Linked DNA regions of Homo sapiens: region 2 is linked to region 1. A link is a loop called in an ENCODE intact Hi-C map of the cell type or tissue named here. Cell type or tissue: sigmoid colon. All regions are shown on one strand. Links, peaks and the distances in the headings refer to the core of each region. The heading gives the core; the rest is flanking DNA.

Region 1 (11,237 bases), core at 4,454-6,953:
ATAGGACATATGCTTTGAGGTTTTCCCTTTAGCAGAGATGATTTTGCATGTCTTCAGAACAGTTAGCTTGGGCATGGACACACATAATGATGCTCAGTGGCTCACTAAGGGAAGGACCATGACCTTAGCGTCATCATCTGACAATAAGCCTGAAACACTGGACCAGATCTGGTGCCCTAGGCCATCTGTTACATAATCACTTTGGCACCAATTGAATATCAAAAGGGCTTGGGACAAATTCATCAGCACAAGGAAATATTAGAAAGTAGTAGATTTGGGTTTGTAATTTTTTTAAGTCACATCTTTCTTTGTCTAAGTTTCATGGACAATATTCAATTCTTCATAAATATGAAAGGCTTTCCATAAGAGATGGTCTTCTGAGAGTTACAAGCTTTCCCCATGAGGTCATCATTAACAGGCTATAAGGGAAGTTTCTCTCTAAGACAGGAAGATTTTTTTGTATAAATTTAAGGGGTACAGGTGCAGTTTTGTTACATGGATATATCGCATAAAGTGTGGACTTTAAGTGTAACCATCACCCAAATAATGTACATTGTACTTATTGAGTAATATTTCATCCCTAAGCCCAGCTAATTGTGAGCTGAGCTGAGAATGCATGGATGCTTCTGTCACATCCACTTAAATCAAGGAAGGCTTCTGGAAGAGGAGGATTCTGAGATGAACTATATTCAAGTGGAAGAAGAAGGAAGCAATTTGAGGGATACAAGAGTAGAGGCTGATCCAAGCTTCCTTGCTGAGATCATGCCCCACTAAACTTCCTTTTGTGTCCCAATCATACTAGATATCACCATACACCGCTCATGCTCAAAAGCATAATCAAAAACACTATTAAACACTGTTTCTCCCAGGAAGAAGACTACACTTACTATGAAAATTGTAGTGGGACAGAAACACACTTAAGGATGGAATAGGCTTGGCACTGTTCTCCTTGTCAGCAAGCCTTCTGCCTGATCTATTTAACTTATGTGATAAAAGAGATAAAGGTTTAAGTGAAGGGCTTCAGATGCTGCTTCAGTTCCTACCAAGAATATTTTCACAGCTCCTTCTCATGAATAAGTTCAGTGAAGCAGAGAATGCCCCTCTTGGACCAATTCCATTTTGTGCTTTTTTTGATGCTGTCAAAAAGGGGAACTAGAGCTTAGGCTTTTCCTTCAAATTTAGAGCAAGCATCTACCTCAGAGATGGCTGCAAGTGGCCCAAAGAAGGTAAGACCCACATTGTGCAAAGGCAGCAAGAACGGATATGTCGACCGTTACTCATAAATCTCCTAAACGTGGCAGCAAGGAGGGTTAATTATCCCCCCCGCCCCCACTTCCTGCCACTCTCTGCTTTCTCCAATGTGTTAGCCCATTACACGGATCGCTGACTTTCTAGAAATATTCCCTGGCTTTGCGGGGATGTTCTTTTCAATAAATGGCATCCAATTTGCTAACGGTCCCTGGAATCTCAATTTCCTCAAAACATTTTTCATCTGAGCCCAGTTCATAGGAAGGTTTCGTCCTTCCTCGTTTTTCGGCATAAGGGAATAGGCAGAGCCTGCTTTTCTTTTTCTTTTTTTTTCTTTTCTGTGTCATTATTTTTCATAAACTGAAAGCCTTTGCTGAAGAGTCTGAAATTTGGGAAAATTCCAGCTCATCTGTCAGATATTTCTAGAGTTACGTAAAATGTAATGAGATTTGTATAGTTTAGAACAGGGAAGAGAAAATAAGCTAATGTGTCATATGTTCTATGAGACAAAGACTACATGATAATCAGAAAAACAGCCCCAAATTTAGTTGGCCTGATTCAAAGCTCTCATTCTTTTATCAATTCATGCATAAACCAGTAACATTCACTTTCTTCTCTTAGAATAATGGCACGGCCACATTTGGGCTAAATCATAATTGCTACAGATTATAGCCACATTTTCAAAGAAATTATAAAAAGTGTATTATTTTCCAAATGCAAGACACTTACGTTTTACTTGCTCTGTTTTGCCTCCTTCTAGCAAAAGAAAGAACAACAACGAAAAGATGTATTTCATGCCTCCCATTTTCCACTTTTTTCTCATTTGGACCACTGCAAAAGGTGACAGAACCTTCAAGCTGTTGGGAAGAAAGCAGAAAAAAGACTTAACACAGATCTTCTGGAAATGATAGAGGTCACTGATGCTCAGGCTTCTAACCTGCTAGAATAAAAAAAAAATGTCCTAGAATTTACATAAGTGTAAGTATTGTCTGCCTGCACAAGATAAAGGACTTGCCTCTCCTGTCTTGCAAGGCTTGTGGGTGAAAATTCAAGTGAATGAGGGTGCATTCCTATCCAAAGCTGAGGCTAAGTCCTTACAGGCAAGTTATAGGAAAATGAAAATAAATTTTGAAATCTTCCTTTCTAAGGGAATTAAAGTTGATTTCTCAAGAGATTTTTTTGGGAGAAAAGGGAAACTTTAGCTTGCAAAAACGGTTATTTTAGCAAACAAGGTAAAAGTAACAAGCATGAGACCAAGCAATTTCTGAAATGAAAGTTAACTAATCTTAGCTTCAAGACTACTTTTAATCCTTTTGGAATGAAGTACAAATTGATCAGTTTCTCCTGTGTCCTCTATGAGATCTACAAGGATCTTTGGTTTGGCAACTAATATTGCAAAAGATAGATGTAATTAGCAAATGGATGCAATTAAACACCTGAAAAGTTTTACTGCTTAAAATGGTTCCAACATATTCCTCCCCCAAGAAGTCCATTGTAAAATGGAAATTTTAAATGGGCCATTTTTAGGGGAAATTGGGCAAATTAAATAGATAATTTGTTCACCTTGCACCACCATGCAAAAGACCATTAAAACAACTACAGTTCTTCAAAACATGAGATTGGCATTCCCAGTATAAGGGGTAGAAATCTTAAACCTTTTGAACCTTGGAACACAGAAAGTTTGCTGTAGCTCACATCTAGTCACGGATCATTTCCACAGATGTTAGAGTTTGCAAAATTCCTCCAATGGGTGATCTGAAAATATTGAAATGTTCTAAAAACACCAGATTCAATCTGAATGGGAAATGAACTCATTGATCTTTCCAGAAAGTCCAACCTAAATATTGCACATAAAGAACTTGAAGGAATGCAAAACGATCATTTTGGAGAGTTGAATATCTTTGGGCTCTGAAGTAGATGCTACAGCTCCTACTTAAATGCTATGAAGTTGCCTGGGTCATTCAAAATCCACTGTTTCAATTATGAATGCATAACCAAGGAAGAACTGATGATAGAGTAATCTGTGCTATCAAACAAGATTTGCAGCACCGTCTGCCTTCCTTCTTTACCTCCTCCCTGCTCCTTAAAGAACCAAATTCTCTCAGGACATGTTCCTACCCATCTAAAGACCTGAGTTCTGATGTCTTGGTCCCCTCTGTGAGTTTGTGGCCCACTTACAATCACTCAGAATGTTACTGTCCCTTGAGGGCTACCACGTTTATTCGAAACAAATCATTTTCATTAACAATTTAACACAGCTACCCACCTCAGTGAGGTTCTTCCTGAGCCTATTCTAATAAGTTTATTCCCCAAGCCTCCAAAAGAGAAAGATTTTTAACCACTGAAATCCAATTTATCACATTCATATATGGATTTCAACGGGTGTTTCTGAAACCATGGTTTTAGGGTCTCCCCATGCGAGAATCAACAGGGCTGCTTTTCTTGTATAATGGTTGGGCGATTCGGTGAACTGTAGCATTGCTTCATAACTCAAGTTGGCAAGAAAACAGCTCATAGATTTTTTTGCCTTTCTTAGGTCCCAACTAATATTATGAGCAAATAAAAAAGTTGGTAACTAGAGAGCAATTAATCTCCTTTGGCGTTCCTGTCATCTGTGTGGCCTCCCAGGCTGTGATGGAGAACATCAGAAAATGAATCGCTTTATAAATATTCACTTTTGATTTACAAGATCCTGAAGTCCTGCCTTTGTATTCTGTGCAGAAATATGAACCAAGAAGAGTTCCCTCCCCAGATCTCCTCACTGTTCAATTTCTCTTTATCTCTTCAGCTTTTTCTTTTAGGGAAGGGGGTGGTTCAAAACATGTGTTGGGACTGCAGCAGTAAACACTAGCAAGCATTGCTCAGCGAACTTAGCCGACTCTTATTCTTGCAAAGAGCCAAACTGTCCTTAATTTTTCAAATTATACTTTGACCCAGTTAACTGGAGTTATTTCTGCATTAACTCTCTGTCTGCTTCACACAGGCTGTTGTGCCATTGAACTTGCACTGGCTCTTTTACAGGTTACTTAGACATGTAGCCATTGACATGCTTCAGGGGATCCAGGACCCAACAAGAAAGCAACAACAACAACAAAAAAACAAAACCCTGCAACTAACACAGGTAGTGGAGGTGGGATGGGAGAGTTCCTGTGTTTTACAAGAGAAAGAGAAATGTATCAAGTACCAAAAGAAAGGTATTTATTAAGGTGCTTCCATGAAACAAGCATTCACATTGTTCATCTGCGTTAAGCAAAGGGACCAACTGCTCCTTGCCCAGCTGTGACTGCAAGGCAATCTGGGCCATCAAGTGTCAGGAGCCCACTTTCAGAACAGGTCTCCTGGGTAGAACAGAAGCAAAGAGACATCCCCACAGGAAGGCTAAGGGATGAACACATGTCAGCCAGTTCTTCACGCCCCACAGTGTCTCTTTAATCCTCCTGAGAGGCTTGACTGACCTTGTAATCTCACATTGACTATCATCTGTGGGACAGCCCCTAGGGTAGCAATTTTCTTTCCGACAAACAATAAGAAAGACACTGGAGTCCCAGGCCCTTGTCCATCAGCTGAAATCCTCTCCCCACTCTACCACCCAGCAAGAAAAGTTCAGTTAACTGGTGGTGTGTTGCCACTGAAAATGGCAGTTTTAACCCAGGGTATCTCTTGTTGGAGGAAATGCTTTCATTGCTGCTTATGACTGACAAACAATGCCTCGCATTTGGCTTGCAAAACACCTTTCTATCATTTCATTTCATTCCACACAACTCCACCTTCAAAATGGGCACTGGGGGGACCCAGAGAACTCAAATAACTTTAGTGGCAGGGCTGGGAGGGACTGGAAAGCAGGCTTTCCGGGCCCTATGTTCTGGCAATATACCACGTTGCTTCCAGAGCCTAGTGTCTCAAATTCTGACCCCCGTAGTCAGGGACAAAAAATGAGGCAGATGGCCAGAGGATAGGATAGGGAGCCTTTCGCCCATCTACCCTGCTACATTAACTTTACCATGTATTCATCAGCAAAATGAGAAAACAGGCTCAGGAATACAGGCAGTGATTAAGGGGACTGCAGAGTCCCTTGGGTAGCTCAGGGTGGAGTACCTAAGTGACCTCTCAAAGCGCCAGAGCATAAAGAAATGCAGGCCGAGTGGGGAGGGACGAGCTGTGAGTTCGAATTCAGAGACCCCCAACTTGCTTTGGTCAGAAGCCTTGGGCCCCACCTCCATCCAGGTTGCTAACTGCTGGAGCACAGAACAGGTTGGGGTGGCAGGGGAATTTGGGGCACCCTGGGGAAACTTCCAGGGACGGCTCCGGCCAAGAGAAGGCAACCCACCTGTGCAAAGGCTGGAAAAGGAGGTGAGGGAAGCGGGCGCCGGGCACTGCTCACTAACCTGGGCACTGGCCTTCTCCGTCTGCCACGCGTGCACGCGCTCCGAGCTCCCCGGGGCGCTCTCGTCCGAGGTCTGGGGCTGGCAGGTTGTGGCGAGAGCTAGAGTGCGCGCGAGGGGGGAGGGGGAACTCAAAAGTGGGTGGGAGGAAAAACATCACCGCCCTCACACCACGAGGGAGCAGCGGCTTGCTCGGCTCCCGGGGGCAGAGCCAAGGCGCGGGCGCGGCGGCCCGGGGCCACCTGCCCGCCCTCCCGCTCGCTCCCCACTTGGCCCGAGAAGCCGGCCGCTCGGCGCTGGCGGGAAGTCCGCAAGCACGCAGCCGCTGCAAGCACGCACACTTTCTCCACCCCGGCACAATGGCTTTATTTCTGCTCCCCCGGCCCGAAAGTTTAAAAATCGGGAGAAAGTGTGAGACTCAGCCGGCTACTTTCCCATCACACAGCGCCCCCACTGCAGCCCCCACTCCTTTGGCTAGGCGAGCGTTGGGGTCTTAAAGGGACCGCACAGCTCCTCCGGTCCCTCCTCCCCCTCTGCACTGGATGCACCTAGGAGCTCCCCACCACTCGCGCACGCCCTGAAGATACCGACTACCCTCTGACTCCCCTGCCTGGAAGCCCACACCCGCTCTCCTCCGGCACCAAGGCCTTTCCGAGGTGTGCACCTGGTCTGGTACTGAGCTGGTGCCCTGGACACAGAATGAACCCTCCTCGCAAATCACGCCCTAGCATGCTGCTTATCATTTCACGGCGTTTCCCATATCCACACTGTGGCTAACAGAGTGACAAAGCTTTGGTTTGGTGTCCTTAAAGGCGGGGTGGAGATGGGTGTGTGTAGGGTCAGGGATTAGAAATCCACTTTCTCTTACAAACTGGGCTCCCAAGCCTCATGGAAAGGGCCTGTTCTAACTGTTAAGTGTCTTGAAGAAAACTTGGTGCCACACACTATACCCACCATTTTTTTTTTAAATGAGTCCCTAAGCTTCTAAGTTGGGCCAAGAGCTCAACCTGGAAATCACAGTAGCACTGCTGATGCCTTGGTGGGCCTGCCTACTCCAAATTTGTGTTTATTCAACAAGTGATAGTTGCAAAGAATTGTCAGAAACTTCTAGGGTCCAGGAAAGTGCTGCCTCGACAGACAAAATTTTAAGCCCCTAAATTTGGAGAAGAACCGCAGAGCTTTTTTCTAGATGAACTAGATAAATATCTATATTCCTAACATCTGTATAGTACTTTATGGCTTACGGAGTGTTTTCACATACATCAACATTACTTTTTAAACCCTCAAAACCAACCGAACTACCTGAGGTCTCAAGTGTTAGAGTTGGTGGGGAACTTCTGAACCATTCAGCTTAACTTCATCATTTCACAGAAGAGGAAACTGAATTGGGGGAAGAGGATGATGTATCTAAGGTCACACAGCTAGTAAATGACAAATTTGAGATTCCAATCCAGATTCCCTGACTTTCAACCCACTACTCTCTGGTTGTTATCTCCAGTCTGTAGATGAGGAAATTGATGTTCAGAGAAACTGTGGCTTGTCAAAAAAACAAACAAACAAACAAACAAACCACTTATCAGGAACAGAAAACAAAGAAAAATTAAAACAAGAATAATTGTCCCTGAACGTTACCTCCTTTTGCTTTTTCAGAAGTGTTAATAGTATCCAGCTAGCCCCTGCATTGCTGGTGATGTTTATTTCACTGTTAACAAAGGAAAGGGGGCCCTTTCTGTAATGTTGCCTTCAGGGCCCAAAATGTCTAGCTCCGTCCTGCTGCCTGGGTAGCCATACACTGCCACATGCATTCAATTTGTGCTGTTGTATATCGGTTTGAACTTGCTGATTTGTTGCCTTATAACTGTTCTCATGCCGTTTAATGCAGTGATGTTTTGTCTTACTAGATTGTGAGTTCTTCAAGGGCAAGGACTGGTTGTTCAATTTCTCTTGTGCGTGCATTACCCAACTCCCATCATTACTTCCAACATGCTTACAGAGTATTCTGGAAAATGAGTTTCAAGGGATAGTCTGAGACAAACATAAATTCTAGCATTTAAAATAAATAGACTCACTGGGATTTAAAAGTTCATCTATTTGGCTACAACCACTCACTCCCTTGCTTGGTGTAGAATCCTAATTACTGCATAACAAACCATCCGAAAACCTAGTGGCTTAAAGCAAGCAATTATTCTCAATTGGTTCTATTGAGTTGATTCTATTGAACTTGCTTAAGATCTCTTATGCAGTTGCAGGCAACTGTATATGGGGCTGCTGGAATTCTCTGACAGGTTTTTCATTAGTGTAAATGTTAGTCATCCTTGTATTTTGTATTAGTTCCAATCTTGATTTCTGAATTGAGAACTCCCATTTGGGTGAGTCCTAATCTAGACATCCTACCAGGTCTTATAGAAACTTAAGTGATGATTACCTTCATGCTTTATTTTCTCTGTTTATTAAATAGGGATGAGAGCATAATCTCATACTCATTTTTTAAAAAGTTTTATTTTAAGATAATGGTAGATTTACATGCAGTTGTAAGAAATAATTCAGAAAGATCTCAAATACCCTTCACCTAGTTTTCCCCAATGATAACATCATTCATAAATATAGTACAATGTCACAACAGGACACTGACATTGGTACAATCCATTCATCTTACTCTGATTTCACCAGTTTTATATGCACTCATTTGCCTGTGTATATAATTCTATGCAATTTTATCGCATGTGTATATTCATGTGACCACCACCACAGTAAAAATATAAAACAGCGCCATTACCACAAGGATACCCTGTATTACACTTTAATAGTCACACCCATCTTTTCCCTTCCTCCTCTCCCTACTCCCTGTCAACTACTAAACTAAATTGTCCTACATCTCTATAATTTTGTCATTTAAGAATGTTACGTGGAATCATACGGTATGCAACCTTTTGAGATAGTCTCTTCTCTCTTCTCCCCCAACCCTGATATAATTCTCTGGAGACCCATTCAAGTTGTTCCTGGTATCAATAGTTTGTTCCTTTTCATTGCTGAGTGGTATTCCATGGTAGGGATATATCACAATTTGTTTAAACCATTCATCTATTGGAGGGTTGAGTCTAGATTTCGGTTACAACTGCTATGAACATTTGTCTACAGGTATTTGAATAAGCGTAAGTGTTCATTTCTCTGGGATAAATACCCAACAATGTAGTTCCTGGGTTGTATGGTAAATGCATGTTTAGTTTTGTAAGGACTGTCATACTGTTTTTAGAGCAACTGTACTATTTTATATTCCCACCAGAAATGTGTGAGAGATCCAGTTTATCTGCATTCTTGCCAGCATTTTTTGTTGTCATTATTTTTTATTTTAGCCATTCTGGTAGGTATATAGTGATATCTCATTGTGGTTTTAACTTGCATTTCCCTAAAACCTAATGATATCTACCATCTTTTCATTGTTTATTTGACACCTGTATATCTTATCACAAATATTTTATCCCAGTCTGTAGCTTTTCTTTTCATCCTCTTCCCTTGAACTTCCACAAAACAAAATTTTTTAATGTTTTATGTCCAATGTATCAAATTTCTGTCATATAGGTCATGTTTTGGCATTAAGTTTAAGAACCCTTTACCTAGCTCTAGATCCTGAATATTTTCTTCTATATTTTTGTTTTAAAAGTGTTATAAAGTTTTACATTTAATTATGATCTATTTTGAGTTAATTTTTATAAAAGGTATAAGGTTTAGGTTGATGTTCATATTTTGCCTATATATTTTTGTCCAATTGCTCCAGTATCATTTGTTGAAAAAGCTATCTTTCTTTCATTGAATTGCTTTTACACCTTGATCAAACATTGGTTGGTCATATTGTGTGAATCTATTTCTGGCTTCTCTATTTGATCCCATTGATCTATGTGTCTATGCCTCCACCAGTACCACGCAGTCTCGATTACTGTAGACATATGGTAGGCCTGAATTTCAAGTAGAGTGGGTCCTCCCACTTTATTCCTCTTTTTTAGGGTTGTTTTAGCTACTCTAGGTCTTGTACCTTTCCACATAAACTTTAGAATAAACTTGTCTATGTCTACAAAATATCTTACTGGAATTTAGCTAGAAATTGCATTAAACCTATTGATCAATTTGGGGACAATTGACAAATTTAATTTGTTGAGCATTCCAATCCATGAACACAGTATCTCTCCATTTATTTAGGTCTTCTTTGATTTCATTCACCAGTGTTTTGTAGTTTTCAGCATATGACTTCTATACATATTTTGTTAGACTCGTATCTACATATTTCTTTTTCTTTGGAGCAATTGCAAATGTTATTGTATTTTTAATTTCAGTTTCCATGCACTCATTGCTAGTATATATGAATGCAAGTAGTTGTTGTGTGCTGATCTTCTATGCCATGTGTTGCAGAACTCATACTTATTTAAAAAATAAATATGTAAGTGGAGGTATTATGAAATGATTATATACAAAATAATTTTCTGATAGCACAAACTTTTTGCCTTTTAGTGCTTCTTGTCCCACTGGGACTTAGAAAACTCAGGTTATTAAATTAACTTTCAAAAATGGCAGAATACATAAAGATTGATGAGTATATTGTACTATAGGTTTACCTCTTTTTAGAAAAGATGCCACCAACTTAGAGTTTGTATTAATCAGATACTTGATTCAATATATAGAAGTTGACAATTCTCTGTAAAGACCCCTTAGGATTATTCAGCTATATTCTAATGAGCCCTTTTGTTATTTGTGTATGTTCTTGTTTGTTACTGAAATTTTTCTCTGTTGTATTTTCTTCCTGCTAGCCATTTCTAAAAACTGCTAGAAAAAAGAGTAATGTCCATCAATGATAGACTGGGTTGAGAAAATGTGGCACATTTACACCATGGAATACTATGCAGCCATAAAAAATGATGAGCTCATGTCCTTTGTAGGGACATGGATGAAGCTGGAAACCATCATTCTCAGCAAACTATAGCAAGGACAAAAAACCAAACAACGTATGTTCTCACTCATAGGTGGGAATTGAACAATGAGAACATTTGGACACAGGAAGGGGAACATCACACACGGGGGCCTGTTGTGGGGTGTGGGGAGGGGGGAGGAATAGCATTAGGATATATACCTAATGTAAATGATGAGTTAATGGGTGCAGCACACCAACATGGCACATGTATACATATGTAACAAACCTGCATGTTGTGCACATGTACCCTAGAACTTAAAGTATAATAATAAAAATAAAAAAATAAAAAAAAGAAAAAAAAAGAGTTGGTATGGTTCATCTAATATTTCCAGCTTTCCTCCTTTTGAGCTCATGGTAGGATTTTACTCCTCTTCCCTTTTTGAAATTAAGTATTGCCATTTGATTTGCTTTGGCTAATGAAATCTTAGCAAAAGTCATGTGTTGCTTATTTTTACAGCATAACCTTCAATACTGTCTCTTAGCACCAGTGAAAACAATTCTGTTTCTTAGAATTTTATGACAACCAAATAAGTAAATAGCAAGAGTAGGTTATAGATTCTTGAAGGTAGAATTAAAAGGAGCAGATTCTCTTTGTTTTAATGTATTCTTATAAGTTAAGCTGTCATTTTCTATTTATGCCTTTCAGT
Region 2 (11,237 bases), core at 3,519-6,018, 98 kb before region 1:
CAGCAAATGGAATCTATTGGAGGCAATTTAGAATTGAAAATCAAGCTATCTTTACCTTTCTTCCTGATTTCATAAGCTTTTATCAGAAATCCTTGGAACTTAAAAATAATAAAATACAAATCAAACACAGATCGATAGTAAGTATTTCCAATTCTTCTACTACATCACCATTTTCCATTAATGGTTTTATTTCGAATGTTTTTTTAAGCCTGCAAATTTCAAAAGCAATTTAATTTTTTTATCTGTAATCTGAAATATACATCTAACTAGTAACAGATGTGATCAACTAGCTTTGGCTTGACTAGCTTTGTTGAGATTTATGGTAGGAGTTCTTTGTAACGGATTGTTTTTCACCCATGTTATTCAATCATTTGGTTTAATAATTTATTACTTTTAACCCATTCAGAAAACTGCTTTTGATTTGTTTTCCCTTTAAACGAAACAAAACATGTTTGTGGTTTCATAAAAGGAAACAGCTGAGCCCTTGCTCCAACGAGCTGGTTGACAGGAGGCCTAAAAAAGTAAGAAGCAGTCAATTGTTTGATTGAGTTTCTCCTCCCTGACTCCTGCTACTGGTGTGTGTGGGGGTGGGGGCAGGGGGCGGGTGGAGGCCAGAAAATGCTGTGTAAGAAGACATTGGAAGCTATGGAAGTCTATGGGTGCCTGCTGTAGCCAGTTGATCAACTAAGTGGACAGCATGTCAGTCTTAACCTGATCAGTCTTCCTGGTGCTCAGCCAGGTGGTTTTGGGATTTCTCACTGGATTACTCTTTTTCCTTTTTAAAATTTTTAATTTAGAGATAGGGTCTTACTTTGTCCCCCAGGATGGAGTGTAATGGCACAATCATAGCTCACTGTAACCCTGAACTCCTGGGCTCAAGTGATCCTCCTGTCTTAGCCTCCCAAGTAGCTAGGACTACAGGCACTCACTACCATACTTGGCTAATATTTTTTCATTAAATTTTTTTTTGTAGAGTCTTATTATGTTGCCCAGCCTGGTTTGAACCCCTGGCCTCGAGTGATCCTCCTGCCTCGACCTCCCAAAGTGCTGTGAGGCATGAGCCACTGCACCTGGATTACTCGTTTCTAAGGATAGTCTCATATGCTACACATTTAACCAGAATCTGAGTGTGGGGCTAGGAATATGTATCTTTAACGAGAGCCCCAGGGTAATCTGGGGTGCATTGAGGTGTGAGAATTGCTATTTCTAAGGTATAGATAAGAGCTTCAGTGATGTTTGGCACTGAGTACCTTTGAATGTTGGGTCCCCTACTAAAACACAGACAATCACTCATTCTGTTAAAGACCCAAGAAATTTTCCCAAATGACCTACAATCCCCAGGGATAATTGAGAAAATACAAGAGGCTGTTTACAAAAGGGACCGGACTATGCTCTTTTGGCTGCATTTAAGGAAGTCCAAAGAGTCTCCTGGAGTCACCTGACTATACCCACAGACTTGATGCTAAGTGAGCCACAAGTGAATATGGGCTATTCCTGGGAGAAAGGGTCCTTTCCCAGCTCCAGCCCTGCAAAGACCAGGGCTGCTGAAGCCTTGTTGTGGAAGTATACAAAAGAAGGATGCCCCTTACCTTGTCCATGCTTGTGTTTGTTATTGATGACAATTTGCACAATGGTTCCTGATGCTTGCTGGGAATCCATAAGAGCTCCCCGGTGACTTCTGGCCCCAGGAAAGCGGGACAGACCTCCAGCCTGTCGGCTTGGTGGAGGATCATAGTGAGAGCGGTGGTAAGAATGTCTCTGTAAAATAACAAGAACAAATTTAGTCCAAAAGCCACCAATGAGATCACAGAGATTAAGTTATATACTAGAAGTCATTCAATAATTTTGATTTATAGTGGTGAGCTCTGATTTCAGCTGCATGCTTACCTACACCAATAGAAATAGGGATGTGGTCATGTACAAGCAGCTGACATTTTTTTCATTAAAATTTTTTTTTAATGACAACTTGCCAAGGTTTATCTCTCTTCTTCTAAAAGATAGGACTAGATTTACAGGCAAACTTCTCAGGGAGAAAAGAGCCAAAAAGGCTAAAGCGTCCTTCCTGCTGCCAAGACTCTCACATTTCAGTTTAAGAGTTAAGACAGTAGTCTGCACGCAAGGCAGAATGTGAATAGAGGCTGCAGAAGAAGTAAGCAGTCCTGTGCAAATCAGAAGGAGAAAGAGAGAGCTTCTAGTTGGGGAGGGCTTGTGACCTGGGCCACGAAGGATGGGTAGACTTTTTTACAGGCAGAAGTTAAGTGGAATAGTCCAGGCAGAGGTTTACAAGTTGAGAAGGTGAAGAAGAGAACATCGAGTCCATAAAAGGGAACAGTTGCAGAATAACATTCCAAAAGTGGGTTGAAGCCAGATCATGGAAGACTTTAAATGACAGGCTAAGGGGTGAAGACTTTATTTGGTAAGCAATAGAGGTGAGGGCATAGAAGGCTTTGAGGGATTTTTTTTTTTAAAGTTAGAGAAATAATGTAATCAGAACTGTTTCAAAGCATTGAATCCTGATCATGCATAGGGTGAACTGGATAGGAGGAAAAGATGAGATTCGAGTATAGTCTTGATAAGATGTACTTAGACTCTAAAGACAGGTAATGGCATAAGATCATACAATGCAGTACAAATACCCTAGGTATTTTATAGGTAGAAGAATTGATAGTACATGACAGTATTGGCATGTAAGCTCTACGAAATCAAGGACTTTTTGTTCACTGCTATATCTCCAGTGCCTAGATTTTAGTGTCAGGCATCTAGAAGGTGTTCATCAAATACTTGTTGAGTGAACAAAACTCTGGTACCTAAGAAAAGCTTAGAGTCTTGTCATACAAGTAATCTTTCAGCAAGGGTTCAACACACGTGATGACCAGACTATTGTGCTACCCACCCCTCTCCCAGGAGCTAAAGTAGGCTGGGGGTACAAGAAGATGAAATGAATGAAGAATGGAACCTTAAGGCTTAAAGCCAAGTAAGATTAATTGTATTTTATAGGCAATTGTTAGGGGTGAAGGAGGGGGAACCCATTAAAAAACTCTTTCACAGGCAATTGAAAAGGAAGGTCTTTATATTCAGTGACAGAAATAGTGAGGAACCTTGGGAAGATAGTTATGGGGTCCCCTGACCATATCCCATAAAACACTGTTTAAAGTTATGGGCCACAGACAGGCATGTTGCAAATTTCACTTTGGGAAGTATTATTGCCCTCTTGGCAGGAAGGGGCCACTGGTAGGGGAAAGGGAGAGTAAACAGGAGCTGAAGTAAGAGGACCTTTTTTAGCCTTTTGAAAGACAATGTTATTCTATCTAAGAAGAGCCTATGTTGGTGCATTGCTATCAAAATTCACACAAATAAAAATTTGCATCAGTTTGTTTTCATGCACATGGATAGGATTCTCAGTTCAAATATTTCTCATTCCCACAATGGCTCATATGTCCTTTTCTGCCATAATCACTCACATTCCACAAAGGCCATTATAGGTTGCTCTGTCCTTTTTGAAGTTTGGCAAAGTTTTGCCAAAGGAACACATAGAGGACAGTTTGGCTGGTTGGTGTCCCACTGATCCTAAAAAGAAGCAGTTGGACTGGGATAGAATTAGAGAGGGAAGGTTGTTGACCCAGGATAAGCTGCAAGTACGAGAAGTTCTCTGACTCATGATGGTGAACACAAAATGAAAAGCCATTCTTTAGCACCAACGTCTCAGACCTGGGACATATAATAATGGTAGGAAAATGATCATGATGAAAAAACAAAATCCTCAAGAATTTTGATCACAGGCCCTATTGTAGACCAGTCAGTCCCCCAGAACCTAATCTTGTTGAAGTCTTTTGTTTTACAGACAGAGAAACTGAGGCCAAGGAGGAGAGGCAGTTTACTCATGGTGATAATGAAGATTGAGTTTTTGGAGATGGTAGGAGTGTAGGAGTAGGGGGAAGATGAATAGAAGGAGGAAGAGAAGGAGAAGAAGGAGAAAGTGGAAGAAAGAATGTCCAATCAAACTCAGTGGTCTATAACCATTTGACTAAAAGCTGGTGCAAAGAGAAGTTCTTTCAGATACAAAAGTTCATTCAGCTACAATGTTCACAACCACATATACCACATACTCCACTTTGGCTATACACTAAAATCACCCGGTGAGCTGTAAAAAATACTCATACCTGGGTCCCGCTCTGAGGTATCCTTATGTAAGTGGTTTGGGGGAAGGCCTGGGCATTAGGATTTTATATACTCCCCAAGAGACTCTGGTTTGAAGCCAAGGTTGGGAATCACTGACATAAAGGATTTTCTGTTTGGGGGCTGGAGTGGGTGGTGGTGGTGTGTGATTTTGATTTAAGGGTAATGGTTCTTTTAGAGTTCCTCCCCTAAACAAATGAAAGAGACTTATGAGGGGCCATTCTGACCTTGTAACTCAGAGCAAAGGAGAAAAAGGTTATTAACGCCCTGAAGTTGTAAGTGAAATTGGAGCTTATCTTAAAAATTAGCTGCAACTAGCCTGCTTGAGAGAGCGGGTCAAAACCAGTTAGAAATGACCATATAGCTATGATCTTTTATTTTGCTCAGTATTTTGGTATTTTTTGATTTACTTACTTGAAAGACTGAAAAATATTTCAGGCTTTAGAGGTGGCTCTAAAACAGTTCTTTTCCAGTGTTGAAAAATCCCCACTATTGTAGAGGACCCCCAAGAATTTCATGTTCTAAAGTCTAAAATATAAGAGTTTTATTGGTGTAGACAAGAAAACATCAGGGTCCAGAAAGGGCCCTCATGTTTGTGATACTGTACTATAGATTTTCAAGATGTTACCATTTGGGGAAACTGGGCAAAGGGAATATGGGATCTCTCTGTATTTTCTGCTACAACTGCAAGTGAATCTATAGTTATCTCAAAATAAAAAAAGTTTAATTTAAAAAGCGGCTTCAGAATATATTCTAATCCATACAGCCATTAAAACATTGTATCTTAATCACTACCAACCTAGGACTATCTCTGGCTGGAAGACACTTAGGCCAATTTCCTTCCCAAACCATTGTTCTGACAGTACAAATGAGACATGGATTTTTATCTGTTTCATGTCGTTTCTATCCCAAACGCTTTCACTTTTTTTAATGGTAAATTTCAACGTAATCTACAGGGGGCAAAAATCAGGGCTTGGCTGTTGTCCAAAACAAAATTATGCATGCTTTCATGTTTTGGCTTTCTAGTCTGCACCTACTTCTTCCTCCCCACATACCACACCACTCCACACACACACACACACACACACACACACACACACACACACACACACACACACACACACACACACGCAGACACACTCCCCACCAATGGCACGAGGACCAATTCATGAGAAATTACAACTTAGAAATCAAACAAAAACTGTTTCAGGTTTTTACAAAGGAGTCATATTTGAACCACTGGTTCCTCTTCCTGTGCACTTCATAAAACTTGCTAAGCCGATGGTTTTCAGACCACCTGGCAAAAGAAACCAGTCAGCTGTATTTCTGTTGAACAGAGGTTTTGCTGGTTCCCGGTAAATAGGAACAGTTTACGAAAAGGACAGTCTCCTGGATAAGAAATCTGTTGTTAGGGCTGCCTTTTCTTCTTGCCCTGAGGAAGTTGGGCCTGCAAAGGATATTCAGAAGGGATTCTCCTATTTTCTCATTTTAGGCTGGTCAAGAGCAAACAACAAATTTGAAGAGTTTATCTCTGATTTGAGACAAATTCCTGTGCATTAAAATTAATGAGGAACCCCCTCCCCACTCCACCATCACACACATTTTACGCCACCTCCCACACCCATTCATTCAATGTTTATTTATTGGGTGACTACTATGTGCCAGGTATATATTTTTCCATTACTACAGATGCTATTTATTATTCAAATCATATCCCACAATATCTATCCCTTTTAGAACAAAGGGAAATATTTATTTATAATAAAGTGAAACCATATGGCCATTTTGGTCTACCAGGCACAAATGTTTGTTTCTAAAGATAGGTCTTGAACTCCTTTGAAAATCAATAACTATTTCAAGGGCCCACATTCTGTACCCGACCTTTTTTGCTACAGGAAGTACTGGATTAAGTCCAGGCCTATCACTAGGCCTGTCAATGAAGCTGAAAGATAAGGGCTGGAATTGAGGGCAGTGTAAAATGAAGTCAAGAAGAAAGGCTAATTCATGGCATTACCAGCAAGACTGCTAAGGTGGCCATAGTGCTTAGTGTGGGGGCCTCTCAGGGAATAAGTCACATAGCTTAAGGTGACTAAACTCTAAATTTGGTTTAGAATGACATCTGGTTGACAGCCACTAATTCAGCCACTCTCAACTACCTACCACAATAAAAAATAGGGGCTGAGAAAAAGAGGAACAGACAACACAGAAAACTGAGACTGACATCATCTCCTGTCAGGCTCTGGAAGGAATCTCACTTACTATAAAGCAGATAGAGTTGGGTGGAGAAAATCTTTCCTCAGGGTTTATATTAACCAGCAAACAGGGAAGCCTACCCTCTCTTGCAGGATGCTGATTTTTTGAGATGTCCAGAGTACTGTTCTCCAAACCCCTTTCCCCAATTCTTCTGCAACTATTCAGAAACAGCAGTGTTCAGAAAATAATACTGATAGAGAGTAAGACAAATAGAAATGGTTCCATCTCACTGCTGAAGCTTTGGGTTGGGTGTTGGCAAGCTGGGAGCATGCAAGTTAGAAGTGGCCCATGTGATGACCAGGAAGCCCAGCCTCAGCAGCACTGTGATGTTTGTATGAGTCATTCTACTGCATCCCCTATCAACATCTTCCTCACATGCTCAATATCCTCAGGCTTGCCCTGTAATTCCCTGGACTCCTGCCTCATATTCAATCCTTGCTGAGATTTTTCTAGGGTTTTAGAAAATCAAATATATTTTATTACAAAACTAATTGATGCTTATAGGAAAACATCAAATTATACAGAAAATATAAAGTAAAAAGTCAAAATCTACCTTTCCTCCTGCCCACTTCTACTCCTTTAAGATTAGCACACCTGACATGTTGGTATGTGACCTTCCAGATTGGTTTATATGCATTTATATACATGCACATACAATTTTTACATAAAGAAGTGATAGTGTACAATTTCATTCTGCACCTTGTTTTGTTACTTAACATATCTTGGAGCTCAATTCACTTTACTACATTTAGATGTACCGTATTCTTTTAACAACTGCACAGTGTCCCATTAATTGGATGTACACACCAAGTCCCTAGTAGACATTTAGGTTGTCTCCATTTGTTTTGTTTTTATGAAAACAACAACGCAGTGAATGTCCTTGCATACTTTTTTTGTACAAGGATGTGATGAACACCTATTTATGTGCAATGGTCACCACTGTGCATTTTGTATGATAGATTCTTTGAATCGGAACATCTCCTTTTCAGATTTTAAGAAATTTGTAGTGTAAAGCTTCTTAGACATATATTTTTAGAGAGGAATGCTATTTTATAAATTCCTTCAAAATACAAAAGAACAAAAGATGCTATTACTTACATAGACAGATGCCTACTTGTGAGGCTTATTCTGAGATTAGTGCAGAGAACAGAAGGGAGACATCACCAGGCTGAAGAGAGGAGAATCCAGACTGCTACCTTTCCTCTTTTCCAACTGTATGACTGAGAGCCTAAGGCTTGGGAAAGAGTTTATGTGGACATGTCTGAAGTACCTACCAAATCCCACCAAAAAGATGGTTGTATCCTACAACCCTACAGAAGGTCCTCACTGTTGAGGATAGGAGTGACCTAGCTTCCTTAGAGAACACATAAAGACTTGGCAAGTCATCCTGAAAGAGTACCAACTTCTGACCTAGACAAAGGGCTGGGGCTATGGTTTCTTTGTGCACATTTCCTGCCTCCAGTTACCAATTTTACAGTGTACTTAAATGGTTTCCAGTTGGTGATGACATTAAAAACTTTGAGAAAAGGGAAGAAAAATGGTGTTAGAAATCGGGCCTTTTTTTTGGATTTGCTAGAATAGTAGCCACGAGGAGAGGAAAGCTTGGCCTGATGCTGTGGAGTGTTGAATTATTTGAGCTATTCACACTTACTGCTTCTCTGTTGGCAGGTTGCCGGAAGATATCACCATCAGAATGTTCCCATGACAGTTCTCCATCTCCTGTTTATTAAAAAGAAATAAGGAGAAAATCATACATTCATAAAAGGGAAAGTTATCACCCTTGTGACCCAGCAACATTTTTGGTACTATGATCCCAAAGTTCTTGAAGTGTTTTTGCTTTTGTGGCTGTCCTTCAAAAAGCGGCTGTGAAAGATTTCTCTGGGTGTGCCTCATTTTTCAAAACAACTCTGAAGAAAGTTGCCACTTTCTAAATAGATGTCCTAGCAACATTATGCAGAATTTGGAAAATAAAAGGAAAATAATCACTTTCCACCTAATTTAACCATCACTGTCACTTTTGCTCATTTTACTTCGTGACAGTTAAGTGTTTTGCAGGTCATAATTCACTTCTGTTTAAACTACCATTAAAATAATGAGTTTTGAGGATTTGATCTGTCATAATTTCTTATGACACACCTTTCTCTAGGTCTACATGACCCACTCTTTGGACAGAGAACTCCTTATCATTATCTTCTAAAGTAACTGCTTATAGGAAGAATATTCTACTTTCAGCCTCTAGAGCAACAAACACACAAGAGCTGTGGATATACCTCAACTGATTAAAAAACAAGAGGATCATTTCCAAGAATATTGCCCTTGTGTTACCTCTGACCAAGCAAGCGAATGGGAAGAGCCTTGTCTTAGAGATGTTTGCATCACTTGAAATGAGTACTATTTAAATTATATATATGGCTGAAGATAAACCTAATATTCAACATATATTTTATAAGATAACCAGAAACACAAAAAAGTGTAAGTACTAAGAATTTTCTATTCTGATTACTCTCTCAAGCCTTCATAAGAGTAACACGCCGGGTGCAGTGGGTCATGCCTTTAATCCCAGCACTCTGGGAGGCCGAAGTAGGCAGATCACTTGAGCTCAGGAGTTTGAGACCAGCCTGGGCAACACAGGGAGACCCTGTCTCTACAGAAAATACGAAAACTAGCTGGGCATGGTGGTGTGCACCTGTAGTCCCAGCTACTTGGGAGGCTGAGGTAGAAGAACTGCTTGAGCTTGGCAGGTGGAGGTTGCAGTGAGCCGAGATGATGCTACTGCATTCCAGCCTGGGCAACAGAGCCAGACCCTGTCACACACACACACAAAAAGAGTAACATGTTACCAGTTCAAGCATGTAGTAGTAGTGTTAGGGGAAATTAGGTAGTATCATAGGCTTTTAAGGGCTTGAAAACGACCTAAAAATTAGTTTGATAGCAATATTAGAATCAGGCAGTGACTTATAACAGAGTATGACTGTAAATCTTCATAATTCAAATATTATCTGATGAAAAATAATGAATTTTGAGGATTTAACTATTTGCTAGGTTAATCTTCATAAAACAGTAAAACACCACTTTGATTGTATAATCGTGTCATTCCCTGATCAAAACCCTCAGTGGGTTCCCAACCAAGACTCTCTACAATCACCCCCTACTGCCTACCCAATGATCTCAGCTACTCTTCAATGGGAACCCTTTGAGCTACTTGCTCTTCACTGAATACTGGACTCCCATTGTTGCTTCCGTGCTGTAGCTCATGTTATTCTTCTTCTGAAATTACCTTCCATCTCCCACACCCCATAGCTCCCCCATGCCTGTGAAAACCATTTAAGTTTTCTCTCCTCTGCAAAGTCTTCTTCAAACACTCTTACATATTTCTGATTGCCTAAAAGACTAAGCATCCTGAAGTTTTAGAAGTATAGAGGACGTCAAGCATAACTTTGTCCAACTGCTCCATTTAACAGATGAAGAAACCATGGCTGAGAGGGGAAGTAGCCATTCAGAGTCTAATAATGAGTTTGTGAGAATTAACACCAAAACTCTAGGTTACCTGGCTCCCAAATAGGTATGTCCATTCCATAAGAAAAGGGTTCATTACCTGTGTTACTATATCACCATCATCTATAACAGTGCCTGATACATAGTAGTCGCTCAATAAATACTTGTCAAATGATGGAACTGGGAGGCCTTCTCTGACCACCCTATCTATAGTTCCAACCCCCATCTGATATTTATGCCTGCTCTTTGCTTTTTCTCCTTAGCAGTTATTACTATCTTATATTTCTTATATTTTATTTATTTTGTTTATTGTCTGCTTTCCCATATTAGAATCCCCCCATGACAGCAGGGATTTTTGTCTATTGTGTTTACTGATGTAACTCCAGCATCTGGGGCAGTGCTGGGCACATAGTACTTATTCAATATTTGTCGAATCAATAAATACTAAAACACTGTACAATATTTATTACTGTTAAATGTTTTCTGGGCCTTCCTTGTCTCCCTAGAGAGTCTGTAAATTCCTTGGAATGAGAGATTATGTCTTAGACCACCTCTGTATCTCCTAGACCACTGCTTCTCAAAATGTGCTTCCTGGACTAGCAGTATCAGCATTACCTGGAAACTTGTTAGAAATGCCAAATTTCAGATCCCAACCCATACCTACTAAGTCAGAAACTCAGGATGGGGGCTGGTGATCCTGGGTTTTGACAAGCCTTCCAGGGGATTCTGATGGATGCAGGAGTTTGTGAATAACCAGGCTGGAGCACTTAGCATATTGCTGCGTACACATCAGGTGCTCAATATATGTATTGAATTGAACTGCAGTAAAACATACAGAATTAAGTGCTTGGTCAATAGTATATATACTCTTTTCTGCCTGTTTTATTCCATGTCTGAGTAAAGATTGTAGACTGCAAGCTGAACTCTGTGGAAACCCTGACTGACTACTGTAAAACAAAGATGATTTCAACTATGTTTATAACTAGAAAATTATGCCCAAGAGTCAGTTAACATGCTTTGAACACTTCTTGGGTGAAGAGCCTGATACTACAGCAGAAAGAGGAGAAAATCAGGCTGGGCTCTTGCCCTCAGGATATTTACACCCAGGTTGGAGGTGATGGGAAATCAATATAGGAAACAGCCTAAAAACACACAAAAAAAGCAAATACAAATGAAATACACATGCTTAGGAGACACTGAATGGGATGAGTGAGCAGTCAGATGTAATCGTAGAAAGCTTCCTGAAAGAACCATTAAGTCACATTTTTAGAAGTAGATACTGCACAGCATAAACCGACAGTGATAAGGGCAGA

What was found. A loop is a pair of places that touch in the nucleus more often than their neighbours do. Peaks named below come from ENCODE experiments on the same cell type or tissue, not always from the same donor. Only the 100,000 strongest peaks of a DNase experiment are listed, where the experiment ranks them.
Region 2: it touches region 1 in a loop (3-fold over the local background); 2 of 110 quality-filtered maps call a loop at or near these places.

What each region holds. Positions count from the first base shown.
Region 1 is chrX:110,790,111-110,801,347 of GRCh38, forward strand. It overlaps CHRDL1 (chordin like 1), which reads right to left and starts at 5,707. Exons shown (of 12, transcript NM_001143981.2): 1 at 5,634-5,707; 2 at 1,978-2,105. The coding sequence starts at 2,071. In sigmoid colon, for the core only: no CTCF peak of the experiment used is centred there; DNase peaks (open chromatin) are centred at 5,761 and 6,251; H3K4me3 peaks cover 1,960 bases.
Region 2 is chrX:110,692,574-110,703,810 of GRCh38, forward strand. CHRDL1 (chordin like 1) reads right to left here. Exons shown (of 12, transcript NM_001143981.2): 7 at 8,081-8,148; 8 at 1,590-1,758. Among named protein-coding and RNA genes, the nearest start is that of CHRDL1, 98 kb to the right of the region's middle. RefSeq lists an enhancer at 6,423-6,482. In sigmoid colon, for the core only: no CTCF peak of the experiment used is centred there; no DNase peak of the experiment used is centred there.